Regions from separate parts of the Homo sapiens genome. Here region 2 is linked to region 1. A link is an interaction called in ENCODE POLR2A ChIA-PET data of the cell type or tissue named here. Cell type or tissue: Panc1. All regions are shown on one strand.

Region 1 (2,500 bases):
CTGTGAGGCATTTTATTACAAAAACTTGGTACTCGTATACACAAACTAACATGAACTTAAAATACATTTTCTTCATTTTTTAGCTTGACCTTCTTTTTTTTTTTTGAGACGTGGTCTTGCTCTATCGCCCAAGCTGGAGTGCAGTGGTGCGATCTTGGCTTACTGCAGCCTCTGCCTCCTGGGTTCAAGCGATTCTCCTGCCTCAGCCTCCTGAGTAGCTGGGATTACAGGCTCCCGCCACCACTCCCGACTAATTTTTTTTATTTTTAGTAGAGACAAGGTTTCACCATGTTGGTCAGGCTGGTCTCGAACTCCTGATCTCGTGATCCGCCCGCCTCGGCCTCCCAAAGTGCTCGGATTACAATGACAGGATGTGAGCCACCGCGCCCAGCCTGTAAACCCTTTTGAAAAAATTCCCCAGCGCATTACTCCAAAACAACGTGGAAGTGTAAATGGAAACCAGGGCTGGGCGCGGTGGCTCATGCCTGTAATCCCAGCACTTTGGGAGGCCGAGGCGGGCAGATCACCTGAGGTCGGGAGATCGGGACCCGCCTGACCAACATGGAGAAACCCTGTCTCTACTAAAAACACAAAACTTGCCGGGCATGGTGGCACATGCCTGTAATTCCAGCTACTCCGGAAGGCTGAGGCAGATGAATCGCTTGAACCTGGGAAGCGGAGGTTGCGGTGAGCCGAGATCACGCCATTGTACTCCAGCCTGGGCAACAAGAGCGAAACTCTGTCTCAAAAAAAAAAAAAAAAAAAAAAAAAGGAAACTTGGACCAAAAAAATCAGCAAAAGTGGAGCAGGGATGTCTGAACACAGATGAGTCTAATTCCCTGCTTGGAAAGCAGGACACCTGAGTGTGGTTTGGCCTCTGACCACTGTAGCATTTACGACCTTGGGGAGGGTTACCACTCTGGGACCTCAGTCACACTATCTACAAAATGGGACACTTCTCTCAGCCTTCCTTCTTCCGGGCCGCTTTCAAGCCTGGGCTTCTGGAAATACGCAGGCGCGAGATGAATTGTTTGATTGGCTATTCATTGTGATGCACCCACGAGCTGAAGCTCCGTCTAAGCCCCGCCCTTTCCTGTCGTGACTTAACGCACGCAAGCGGCTCCAGGGTACGTCCCCGCCACGCGCGCTCGCAGGATCGGTGCGTGGTGACGTTTCGCCGGCGCGGGCGCCATCCCGGAAGCGCGAGCAAGGCCGCCAGATGTGCAGGTGCCGCCGCTACCGACGCCGGGGCCGAGTTTGGGGTGGGGCTGGGGACTCCAGGGCCGCGGGGAACCGGTCCGGGTCGGGCGCGGCCCCCGGGCTGCGGTGGGGTGGGGTGCGCCACTGGCCACATCTGGTCATTCCTGCTGCGCACAGGCCTCAGTTTCCCCGTCTGCTCAATGGATACGCAGGCGGCGCTACGGGCTGGATCTGGATCCGGATCAGGGGCATAGGAATTGGGGCCTCCTGTGTTCTGGGTGTGTCGTGTAACCTGGAGCTGGGCGTTGCCCGGTTTGTGCCTCAGTTTCCCTGTATTGTAGGGGACGGGGCGTGAGGGGATATTTGAGCCCCTCCCCACTTGGGGTTTTTCAGAGCTTGGATGGCTGAGTTAAATTCTGTTAAATAACCTGGATATAGAACCGTGGTGCTTCTCTGCCTCTCCCTGTGAGTTTCGGCAACGGAGCCCGCCCCTGTGAGCCTCAGTTTCACTCGGAGATGATTGTGTCTGCCTCGTAACGGTGATTGAGGATGAAATGAAGTGCTCTACAAGTGTTTGCCCGTAATATATTCTTAGAGGCCCCTGGGATGCTCTCAAAATGTTGATTCCCGGGACTTCTTCACACTCCTCTTGGAGAAACAGCCTGTCCTGAGCTCCAGTCGTTATCACCTTTGGTTTCAGTTGCCACAGACAGCACTGTGAGATCTTCATTCTACCTTATTTTCATTTTATGGTTGAAAAAACTGATTCAGAAGGGTGAAGTGGCTCTCCCATGGTCAAACAGCCTACCTCTCTGCGTTTCTTCAATAAATCTACATTTGGAGTTGGGATCAGAGCTCTTGCTGGGTCAATTTCACTGTGTATGTGGGCCAGACTAGCAGTAATCAGGGAAGGCTTCTTGGGAGAGGAAGTTGCGGGGGGACGGGAGGGAGGTGCCAGGAACCCCTCAGCCCTCACATCTGGGAGCCAGAGACAGAAAAGAGTCCTGTTTTGAAGGAGGAGTGTATCCCAGAAGGTCCCAGTACTGTGTCTCACTGGTACTAGCTATGGGCCTCCCTCTCCAGGTGTCTTTTTTTTTTTTTTTTTTTTTTTTTCAGTTGAGATGAAGTCTCCCTCTGTAGCCCACACTAGAATGCAGTGGCTTGATTTTGGCTCATTGCAACCTCTGCCTCCCGGGTTCAAGCGATTCTCCTGCCTCAGCCTCCTGAGTAGCTGGGACTACAGGTGCCCGCCATCATGCCTGGCTAATTTTTGTATTTTTAGTAGAGACGGGGGTTTCAC
Region 2 (2,500 bases), 210 kb after region 1:
ACTCTGAGTGTGCTCTGAGCAGGCTTCCCCCACATCCTCCCGTCCAGGCCTCTGTTGATGCCTCCCTGGACGCCAGGGCCTGCAAAGGGCGCTTGCTGCCTGGGGAGCAGTCAACAGCACCAGGCTTCCTCCCACAGTGCGCAGCCAAGCAGAGCTGCCAGGGCATCCGAGGGGAAGTGCAGGCGTGACCGAGCTCGCCCCGGTGAGCAGCTGCCCTGGGCACGGACAAGGCTGTCATCTCCCCTCGGCGCTTGTCGGGTGTGTTCCCATGGGCCCACGCACCCGCCGTCTCATCTGCCGGAACAAGGTTAATCTGGTGCCCAGATCTCCTGGGGTGAGTCAGGCGGCTTCACCCCCGCCTTGACTGCAGGCCAGATGCTCTTCAGAGACTGCTCCTGACCTCACCAGGGCCTCACTTTGAACCGGAGAGGGCGGCTGTTATCGTCGCCATCTCACCAACCAGGGAACCAAGTCTCCAGAGTGGATGGGGGTCAGGCCAGGCTCGCAGGGGTCCTCCTGCCATCGAGGGGCCTGTTGCCTGCCTGGCATGGTGCCCACAATAACCCAGCCAGCCCCAGCTACTGCCATGTTGAACTTGACCTCACCCAGCTTCATCACTGCAGCAGAATCCAAGGATTGGGTTGCTCAGTGCAAGGGCCTTCGGGGCCGGGGTGAGGGAAGGGGTGATGAGGCGGCTCCTGGCAGGACCTCCAGCAGGAATGATGTGTCAGACCCCAGGGCAGAGAGGGGGAAGGATGTTAAGGAGTGACATTCTTTAGTTCAGACAGCCTGATGGGTGGCACTGCAGCTTGGGGAATGCACCAGGTCTGGGGAGGAGGAAGTGGCTGTGGGACATAGGGGATAGCAGGTGCTCAGGTCTGGGGGCCAAGAGAAGCAGCTGCAGGAATGGGCACATTCACTGAAGGAGGGCAAGATCCACGAGGTGGTGGGCAAAACCACAGCATTGGGCAGGGCCTGCTGGCTTGAAGCTAACCACAACCCAAGCCATTTTCAGCCAAAAAAAACCATTTATTGTCTCCTGAAAGTGGGAAGCAGGCTCAGATGCTGCCTCTCCCCTGCAGCCCTTCAGCTGGCTCCTCACCTCGCCACAGGATGCCCCACACACGGCTTCAGACAGCCCTTCCTGGAATTCCATCCAAAGCCCCTGGGAAGGCTCTCATTGGGCCAGCCTGGTTACATGCCCATCTGGGGGCCAATCTTATGCTCCAGAGATGGGGATGTGCTGGTTGGCTGGCTGTGAGACACCCCCTTCCTGGAAGGAAGGAGAACAGACTCTGCAGGACTGTGGGACCCTCGGGTCAGGAATCAGGGCCTTCGGGGGGTGCCCAGGTTTGGCAGTTGGGACATGTCCATGGGCTTCTGTCTGAGCAGTTGAGCTATTCCCATGCAGTGTGACTGTGGGTGTGTAAGCAGCCCTTTCTCAGTGATCAGTCTCACACCTGCTCTCCCTCCCTCCTACTTCCTCTCTAGGAATGAGCACACCTGGCTCCTCTCCACAGCACCGCCCAGCTGGCGTCAGCCCCCTGTCCCTGAGCACAGAGGCAAGGCGTCAGCAGGCATCGCCCACCCTGTCCCCGCTGTCACCCATCACTCAGGTGCGAGGGCAAGGTGGGGGGCAGGTGGGAGGGGGAAAGGGAAAGGTGGAGGCCTGGCTCTACCTCTTAGAAGGCCTCCTGTTCCTTCCAGGAGGCCACAAAACCTTGAGAATGCTCCCAACACTTTTAGTTTTTATTATCAAATTTTCAAGCCGGGTGCCGTAGCTCATGCCTGTAATCCCAGCACTTTGGGAGGCTGAGGCGGGTGGATCAGTTGAGGTCAGGAGTTCGAGACCAGCCTGGCCAACATGGTGAAACCTCGTCTCTACAAAAAATACAAAAATTAGCTGGGCATGGTGGTGTGCGCCTGTGGTCCCAGCTACTAGGGAGGCTAAGATGAGAGGATCACTTGAGCCCAGGGGGTGGAGGCTGCAGTGAGCCATGATCACACCACTGCACTCTACCCTGGGAGACAGAGTGAGACTCTGTTTCAAAAAAAAAGAAAAAACTCAAGAGGTTAGCTTTTGATTTTTCAATTTGCTGTATTTGCTTGTCTACTTTTTTGGGTAGTTTGTATGTGTCTAGGAATTTGTCCATTTCGTCTTTGCTATCCAACTTGATGGCAGAAAATTTTTCATAATACTCTTTTGTAATCCTTTTTTTTTTTTTTTAAGACGAAGTTTTGCTCTGTAGCCCAGGCTGGAGTGCAGTGGCATGATCTCGGCTCACGGCAACCTTGCTTCCTGGGTTCAAGCCATTCACCTGCCTCAGCCTTCCAAGTAGCTGGGACTACAGGCATGTGCTACCATGCCTGGCTAATTTTTTTTTTTTTTTTTTTTTTGGTATTTTTAGTAGAGATGGGGTTTCACCATGCTGGCCAGGCTGGTCTCGAACTCCTGACTTCAAGTGATCTGCCTCCTTTGGCCTCCAAAAGTGCTGGGATT

Evidence for each region. Peaks named below come from ENCODE experiments on the same cell type or tissue, not always from the same donor. Only the 100,000 strongest peaks of a DNase experiment are listed, where the experiment ranks them.
Region 2: POLR2A ChIA-PET joins it to region 1 with 14 read pairs; 5 of 35 experiments call an interaction of 5 or more read pairs at or near these places.

Annotation. Positions count from the first base shown.
Region 1 is chr19:18,556,688-18,559,187 of GRCh38, forward strand. It overlaps KXD1 (KxDL motif containing 1), which reads left to right and starts at 1,183. Exons shown (of 5, transcript NM_024069.4): 1 at 1,183-1,227. RefSeq lists enhancers at 210-1,001, 1,002-1,791 and a silencer at 1,282-1,441. In Panc1, no CTCF peak of the experiment used is centred here; a DNase peak (open chromatin) is centred at 1,034; H3K4me3 peaks cover 2,018 bases; H3K27ac peaks cover 1,665 bases.
Region 2 is chr19:18,763,913-18,766,412 of GRCh38, forward strand. It overlaps CRTC1 (CREB regulated transcription coactivator 1), which reads left to right. Exons shown (of 14, transcript NM_015321.3): 9 at 1,492-1,616. Among named protein-coding and RNA genes, the nearest start is that of COMP, 26 kb to the right of the region's middle. In Panc1, no CTCF peak of the experiment used is centred here; no DNase peak of the experiment used is centred here.